2 separate regions of the Homo sapiens genome follow, and region 2 is linked to region 1. Evidence: chromatin contacts called from ENCODE Hi-C or POLR2A ChIA-PET data. All regions are on one chromosome and are shown on one strand. The core of a region is the stretch at or near the end of the contact, and the rest is flanking DNA. Distances in the headings are between cores, read along the strand shown. Region 1 overlaps FMN1 (formin 1). Region 2 overlaps FMN1 (formin 1).

What was found. Hi-C counts contacts between places; a loop is a spot of excess contacts on that map. ChIA-PET counts read pairs that join two places held with the same protein, here RNA polymerase II (POLR2A). Pooled maps may share reads with other maps.
Region 2: a map of prostate gland shows a loop between it and region 1 (3-fold over the local background). The contact joins two enhancer-like sites. A Hi-C loop is called at or near these places in 6 of 168 maps with a recorded cell type or tissue (IMR-90, OCI-LY7, heart left ventricle and 3 more), 2 of 37 single-sample maps with no recorded cell type and 6 of 50 pooled maps. POLR2A ChIA-PET finds 5 or more read pairs at or near these places in 4 of 52 experiments (AG04450, BJ, activated T-cell and 1 more).

Annotation. Positions count from the first base shown.
Region 1 is chr15:32,870,402-32,874,763 of GRCh38, reverse strand. The region is part of intron 16 of FMN1 (formin 1); the gene reads left to right. Among named protein-coding and RNA genes, the nearest start is that of GREM1-AS1, 150 kb to the right of the region's middle. Within about 2 kb of position 2,048, at least 9 of the 41 ENCODE cell types and tissues checked have a DNase peak (open chromatin) inside an H3K27ac peak, as active enhancers do; they include IMR-90, where a contact is called at or near this core.
Region 2 is chr15:32,950,991-32,955,352 of GRCh38, reverse strand. The region is part of intron 9 of FMN1 (formin 1); the gene reads left to right. Among named protein-coding and RNA genes, the nearest start is that of GREM1-AS1, 230 kb to the right of the region's middle. Within about 2 kb of position 2,337, at least 2 of the 41 ENCODE cell types and tissues checked have a DNase peak (open chromatin) inside an H3K27ac peak, as active enhancers do; they include IMR-90, where a contact is called at or near this core.

The DNA of each region.
Region 1 (4,362 bases), core at 799-3,298:
TTCACTGCGAATTTTAAATAAACTCACTGAAAGATCAAGTCCTTTATAAACACATTTTAAGGGTAAGTTTTATCCCCATTTTCTAGGGGAGAGATTTATTCCTACTTCTGATTTCTCTTCTGCTCAGGAACAGGAATCTGACTGTACCTGAGAACAGAGATAATACTTGTCAGTCTGTTAGAGGGTAAACAGAGGGAAGGTATATAGAATTTTCCCTCCAGCTGTTCTGAAGATTCATAAAAACATCTGCAAAGCCCTTCCTGACTGTGATCCTGAAGAGAATCAACTAATACTTGCCACCTTGGTTTCAAGGCATTATATACCTTGGAATTACAAACATCTAATTTTTTTTTCAATCCATGACATACCTTTTCCTAACTCCACCAAATCCCAAAGTTGAGTGTTTAAGCTGGGCTTGATATTCGCTATATATAGCTAATATAGGCCGGGCTTGGTGGCTCACACCTGTAATCCCAGCACTTTGGGAGGCCGAGGCAGGCAGATCACGAGGTCAGGAGTTTGAGACCAGCCTGACCAACATAGCGAAATCCCGTCTCTACTAAAAGTACAAAAAATTAGCTGGGCGTGGTGGCAGGCACCTGTAATCCAAGCTACTCAGGAGGCTAAGGCAGGAGAATCGCTTGAACCCAGGAGGCAGAGGTCACAGTGAGCCGAGATCGCGCCATTGCACTGCAGCCTGGTGACTGACAGTGCAAGACTCTGTATCAAAAAAAAAAAAAAAAAAACAACTAAAATAAAATTGTGAATCATAACCAATGGCGTATTCATTAATGAAATGGAGTAAAAATAAAAAGGCGGCTAATCTAGGAATAATTGAATGATGGAGCGGTTTTGCTGAGTCATATTACATATACCTGACTCATCCCAAAGACAGAGACAAATTCCTTGCGCTCCCCAGGCCAACAGGAGATAGCTTGGAGGGGCCTCCATGACTTTAAGTTTTATCACCTAGTCTTATTAACATCAGGGCTGAAGATGTTAGAGAGTTTAATAGGCATTTCAGAATCTGTGACACCTAGCCTCTCAGTGGATACTATTTATTTGTCATTTCAGCCGTCTTGTTCTTCTCAACATCAGCCCTGCCCAGAACTCCCCCTCTCCTCTAGCAGTCCCCCATCCTTCCTCAGATGCTTACACACACTCACTTTACGTATAACCACGTAATAGCCTCCTGTTAAAGGCTCCAGCAGCTCATCATCTCTAGCCTGACAGGCCCTAGGATGCAGACTACCAGGGGCTGCTGGACCAGAAACTGTCCCTGCGCCATAACTCAAGAGAGAGGTAGGATCAATGACAGATTTACAGGAGAGCACAGTTTTAAATAGCTGAGATCAGTGTCTGGAGGCTTCCCGTTAATACCACTAACGGCGTCCAGCAAGCGAGACTATTGGCCACTTTGTTACCCACTCTAAACTGTTTCTGATATTCAACTCTATTTTCAAACACATCCTAAGAAATCCCTACTCCCCCAAAATTGACAATGCAGCCTTCTTTATATGAAACCTTGTTTATAGGCCACAATTCTCCCGACAGATTTACAAGTGTCTGTGGAGTTTTAAAAGACGATTGCTTAACAGGCATTAAGTGAGACACATAGGACTGTGTAAATATTTTAGCTGGAATAGGATTTTTTTAAATGTCTGAGCCAAATATTGCATTAAATCTGAAGACAGTGGCAAACTGATTAGCAGTGGCTGCCAGCTCCATGCTTTGCCAGTGATTCTGGAGCCAAGACTAGATACCAGAATTCATCCACCAGATTAGGTTGTGTGTTTTAAAAATAACTTTCCATCCTTTTTTTTTTCCCTCTCTTCTCTTTATGCCTTTCTGTCATTTCTCCTTTATTCCCTCATGGTTCATTTAGATGTAAACACTTTCCAGAGTAGAAAATTACAGTTAATGTGACTAACCAGCGAGGGCTGAAACGGGAACATGGGCTCAGAGGTCAGAGAAACCGTGGAAGACTTGCAGCTGTCCTGGTGGAGCAATGTGGGGACAGGTTGCTTTTTACTAATAGGCCTTGTGTATCTTAATCACTGGCCTCTTTGTAGCCAGCTGTTGCACTGCTGGAAGGGGACTAGTCCTAAGACCAGCATTGCTGTAATACCTCTTCCTCTTACTGATTTCCTTGATTCATAAAGAGGCTCAGGCCTGTGGCCTTCAAGACGTGTATGTGTGAGAGAATCCTCAATTCTAGTAAAAATTGCCACAAAATATGCATTTTGACTTCAGAGGACATATTTAGTATTTAAGCATTCCTATAGGAGTACTATTTTCCTGATTAGAGCAGTGGATAAGATGTGTTGCTATAATTTTGGGAGGAGTGAGGCGTTCTAGCTAACAACTTTGCTCTGCCTTTGCTGACTTTTAACCATTGTCTTGCACTAATGATACCTGTATGCTTCTTGAAGTACTATTCAATGGGAGTGCCCCAAAATATAGGCTCTATATGTTCTTCACAAATGACTTGAATTGCAATCGTATGTCCAAATGATTACTTGATATTGTTGATTGGAAAGTCTGAGCATTTAAAATTTTGTGTGCTCATAATTATATAAATGTATATTACAAAACTCTGAGTGTTTGATGTAAGTTTGCTGTACACTTCCCCCAAGTTCAGACAGCTTTGCTAGTGCTGACAGTAGCATAATTTACATTCCAATTAAACGTGACACATTAGGGCCTTTCAAAAAAAAAAAAAAGAGCTACTTTCATGCACAGGCCTCAAACCTAGTTTTATGCTGTGATTAATCCCCAATTTCTATATCAACTCTCATATATCACCAGTTATGGTCTTGTGTTTGAGTAAATTACTTCAGTGGATGGATGGTCCTCTTACTGTTTTCCATTCCAGAGTTTTGCACTTCCAATGTGATGACCGTAGTCCCTACATGACAGTGACAGGCACCGTTCTAGCTTGCATGGAGCCAGCCACCTCTGCAGAGTGGTACAGAAAATGGTTTTATTTCCAAAATCTCTCCCCTTCATCTCTCCCATTGTGGTACAACCCATTTTGTACCAAAAACAGTTTGACCACTAATATCAAGAATTCTACAAAGGTTTTTCCTTTTTACCTATAATTTCATTTCTTGTATCTTTTATCTTTGTATCTTGTATCTTTAGGTCATTTCCTAAAGAAATGACCCTCAACCTAGAATAAGTTTGTATGGACACAGATGTGGCTCAAGCCTGACTCCCCATGAGAATAAGGTAGAAAGGATTTCACTATCCAACTACAGGAGAATTAAGTGAGCTATGGCATGCCTACCTGATGAAATTTTATATGGCTGTTAAACATGCTTGTGGAGTTTGTGAAATAACAGGAGAATGTGTGCATGATATGTTAATAGAAAGAATCAAAATACAAAAAAATTCTTTATCAAATATAAGTAAGGCAACCCCCATAAAATGATGGAGGGGCAAGGAGCGCGATACCGAGGCCCAGACCCTGAAAGAGAAAGTATGCAAGTCTTAGATGGTGACTGTGTTTTGGTCATGGTGTCATGACCGATTTGTTTTTTCTGCTGTTTTAAAAATGTTTTTCAAATGTCTTTGTGTGTATATGTTACCTTCCTAATACTTTTTAGAAGTTAGTCGCTGCTCTCCTCCCGAAGATGAGTTCCCTTCCCCTTCAGAGGCCCGGTACCTCCATGCCTGGGCTGCCTGCCTAGGACCCCTGCCACACAGTCCACCTCGATGCCAGAGCTTGCAGTATGTGCCTTTTTCTTCCATGTTAACACAACTTTCCTACCTATTGTTTTTGAAATCCCCTACCTCCTAAACCAATCTTAGAAATACATTTCTACTAAAGCATTAAATTATTCTTGACAATGTTTTCTTTTTCAACGAATACATATGCATTTCTAATGAAATTTCTGGAGTTACCATCTTTAATTCAAGGGAAGGCTTCTCATGGTGGCGATTTTTGTGGGGACCAGTGAAAGGGATGTTTTTGAATAAATGTTTGAATCGCTTAACACCCTATAAATCAAATCATGCCCAATCCATCTATATTTAGGCCTCGTCATGGGTAGGTGATTAATGAATATGTTTCATGCTAATGTCTCGCAGACCGAGGCTGCGTCCGTAACCACATAATCATCACAGTGGAAATTCTGACTCAGCTGTGACGTTTGGTAGGCGGGACCTTTGAATGGTGCTTTAGACAATTCCGTGCAAAGGCTGTAGTCAGTGGCCCAGCTTTGCAAGTCTTTCCAAAAGTCCTAAAGCGCACTAGCATGTCCTCACTTGGCCCTGTCACCTCTGCTTAAATTTTTTCATGGAGAATACTCACTCCCAATCATGGTACATTAAGGTGAATTTGATCTTGGGCAGCCTCCC
Region 2 (4,362 bases), core at 1,088-3,587, 80 kb before region 1:
AAATACACACATCTCCCATGTATGTGATAGTCAGAACAGCCCCTGCACATGCCCTCACAGGCACATGCTTAATATGAACAGAGAAGTCTCAATGACCTTGGATTTATTTGATGTCATTCAAGTGGAGATTAAAAAATAAAGATATCACTAGTAGTGCCACTGCTAAATGAGGAATTTTGGTTAAGTGCCTGTCATATATTAACTAATTTGATCAAAAACCCAGTGAGACGGTTCCTATTATTGTTCCTGTTTTATACATGAGAAAACTGGAGTTTAGAGGGGTTGGGCAACTTGCGTAGTACCACATAGTTCTAAAGAGCAAAGGAATGTTTCCAGCAACAACCCCACAGCTTATTTTTTTGTTTGTTTTGAGACAAAAAGTCTCACTCTGTTGCCTAGTCACTGCAACCTCCACCTCTCAGGTTCATCAAGCAATTCTCATGCCTCAGCCTCCAGAGTAGCTGGGACTACAGGCACACCTACCATGCCTGGCTAATTTTTGTATTTTTAGTAGAGATGGGGTTTCACCATGTTGGCCAGGCTAGTCTCCAACTACTGACCTCAAGTGATCCGCCCACCTTGACCTCCCAAAGTGCTGGGATTACAGGCGTGAGCCTCCGTGCCCAGCCTTGTGTTGTTAATTACTTGATAAATGGGCATTCGTCTGCATTTAACTGCAAGTTCTGACTTTAAATTCACTTGGCCAAGACTGAATTTTATTTTTTGGTCATTGTATAGTGAAAAAAGTGCCCAGCTTTGGTGTCAGTAAACATAATTTCTAATTCTGACTCTGACCCTAACCAAATATCGAATCCCGAACAAGTCCTTTAAATTCTCCGATCTCAGGTTTCTCATCTGTCAAAAGATAAACTTTAATTATATGAATTCCAAGGATCTGGTCATGACTTCTTTGCAGATGAAGACACTCAAGATCTGCCAACTTTCATTTTATTTTTAGAAGGCAGATAGATGAGGGTATTACACATTGAGCAATATCTTAGCGCTCAGATCCAGGCCTAATCAGATGGATAGAGCTGTCTCAAACCATCAGTAGCATATTGTATGAGCCATAGGTACATGGGGGTTCAGGAAATAATTGTTCTGATTTTAATAATCCCCCAAATGTAAGGTATATATATTGGAGAGTTATTTTTAAACAAACCAAGTTTTTTATGTAGTGGGGGTATTGAAGTACTGGAAATATGATAGAGAAAACTGCAGTGGAAATTAGCAGCCAGAGATCTCGTCTTGAAGGTAACTATTAGTTGTTGTAGTTGTTGTATGTCCAGTCATGTAACCCCTCTGACCTTAACTTCTATACCTAACATGGCATCTGGAGTGAAAATTTGCAAATATGCTTTCCAGATGCAAAATCTCAGAACTTAGCTGAATGTGGATACGTTCCCACATACATTTTTAAACTGAGTGTGTGTAAGATTGAAACAGTGAATTTAGATTTTTACCTAGTCAATGAGCGGCATGGGATATACTGCAAACCAGACTCAAACCACAATGTTCCCACCTTCCGGTATACAGTATTCTCTCTTTGCAGTTGTCCTTACATAACAGAAATGCATTTGGCGGCAGCAGCCAGTGGTGGAACTGGCCAGCCCCCGTTGTGCTGGGGTGGCCCTCCACCATTTTTTCCTCCGTCTCCTAGCAGAGTTTCCACGGTCGAGAGGCCTGGAGCTCAGGTTACACCAGACAAAACTGTCCACTTACTTCCTAGGATAGTCTGGCTGGACCCCAGTGCTATGGCCACACTTCCAATTTTTGATAAAATACTTTTGACCCAGAGCTTCATTTCATTTAGACCTGACCTGATTTCCCTCCAGCTGAGGCTAATTTGCATGGCTGTAAACACGGACCTTACAAAGCTCACCAACTGTGATAAAAGCAAAGGAAACCTGAGACCATTGGAAATTCAAAAATCTGCCTTCTGTATCCCAGCCTGACTCTGAGTTATGCCTCAGCCCAGGAGGCTTCCTGTGTGCAGCAGCTAAAAAAATGTTATTCTGATTGATCTGATTAGGGCAGCAAGGTTAGCCATGGTCAATTTACAAAGACAGTATGAGAAGAAATCATGTGTGTCGTCATGTTATGGGTCAGCGAGGCCCCTGCCAGAAGTTACGAAAAGCCACAGCTCTGCCAGGACCATTATCAGATCTCCTAGGTGGGGTACAAACGGGATTGGAGGTTTAGGGGGCCCCTCCAGTGGAGTGAATGACAAAAGGGATTGGACTCTGAAGAGCGGGTGAATCAAATCATGCTCGCTCGCTTCCAGCTGGATTTCTTAGCCGCCAAGCCCCTTACATGTGAGTGGGAGAGCCTGGGAGTTCCCCAGTACAGTGTGGGGAGGACTGCCTTTAGCTTCTCACTGCAAGGGAAAGAAGAGGGTGGAAAAGCTAATTTGACACGGACGTGAGACTCTACGTTGACCCACAGAAGCAGCCAGATGGAACCTATTGGGCATTTTGATCCCTCCCTTCGCCACAAGAGTAGTTTAATTGGGATCTGGCTCCAGGCCCTTATTACTAAATAACCTGAGTTTTCGTGTTTTCATTTTCATTAATTAACTTTCATGCTAGGTGCCTTATTAGTCGCATTAGGCATTTTGCATGTCCAAAATATCTTAGGAGGTGAGAAGGAGGTCTTTAAAAATAGTACAGAGCTGCAAGTACCAGGGGGTTAATTCATGGCCGCCTAATTATCACATCACTTTTTACTCTCTTGTGGACTCTGTTGTACAACTTCCTTAGTTTAAAATATGCACAAAACCCAGCTTTAAACTTTGTTTTCAAACGGTTATTACATTCATATTGACTCTAAAGATTTTGGAGCCTTCACCTTGGGTGTGGTTTGCTTCCTTCCTGTCCAATTCGGGAACATAAATGTTCCTTGCAACACTGGGATAAGACACATTAATTAACAAAGAAAGATTTATATAAAATGAGGCCAACTGAAAGCTATACTGCTTGAGCTGGGGCTCATTATAAATAGATCACTCTGTATATAATCATCTTACTAATGGAAAAAATGAGACGTTGAGATGGTTGCTTGGAGAAGAATGTGATTCAGAATGTAGCAGTAAAACGCCTAAAGCATACTTTGTTTAGAATGCTTTAGTAAGACATTGGAGAGGCTTGGCCATGATGATGTTTTTGTTGTATATACATATACTCTTGGGGTGTGGAGGTATCTGAAAAACTTAGCCCTATAAAACCCAGCCATTCAGTTGCCACTGCAGGAAAGGATGAGCCTCTGAGGCTGAAGGTGCATGGAAAAGGAGGTAGAACTCACAGACCTGCACAGAGAGTTCATACCTATGAATTCAAGATCAAGCTGAGATCTGGGCGTTTGCCTCAGAGCCATAGGAAGCCAGTGACAAGGCTGTAGCAGAGGGCTGAGCTCCAGTTTCTGACCAGCTGCCTTCTCTAGCATGCCCAGTGTGGTGAGAGTCACCACTAGACTAAGTATGGAAGGTGGTAGTGTGGTAGGGCAGCAGGGGCTTCTTGAACCCCACAGGCCTGGCTGAGTCATCATTCATGGGGCAAGTCCCTTCATCTTTCTAAGGCCCCTTCGTACAGTTTTCTCATCTGTAAAGAAAGAGTAATATTAATGTCTGCTTCAAAGGTGGTTGTGAAAATTAAAATGTAGTATGTGAAATGTTTGGCCTGGGGCTTGGCACATCAATGGTGCTTTCACTATGCTATTACCACCATCATTGCCACCATGAGAACTGGGAATAAGAATAATGAAACATCCTCCAGTGTCATCCCAAAGGAAAGCAAGAGGTTGAATTTTAACCAGAAGCCTCATCTCTCATTCACTTATGGTTCCTGGACCCCAGGGGCTGCTAGTTACAATCCATTTCCCCTATTTGTGTGTGCGTGGATGTGTGTGTGTGTGTGTGTGTGTGTGTGTGTGTCCCACTGGGGCGCAGCTATGCAGTTAAAGCAAATGAATTTTAGCCAGATTCTCAGAGATGAATTCCTTCAGTGTGTACCAAGAAAAAACCACCCAATGCAAGGAAAAGTTTAAAATGTATCTCCATTTTCTAGTTCTATTTGTATTTTGCTTTCATGGTAACCTGTGTTTGTGATACAATTTTAAGAATGCCAGCTATTGGCAGGTAACATAATATCACCTTTTTAAATCTTTGGAGAGCATGATAGTCTATAAATAAATAAACATATGTAGAATGACCGATTTTGGTAATGTGAGGCTCTTAAAATATGAAGTTATTTTAGGTTGGTTTCTTTATTAACAAATAGACTGCATTAACTTTCATACAGTACTTGATTAAATTTTATCAACATAATGCATGAATAGAATTTAAAAAGTCAAGCAATATTAAGACTT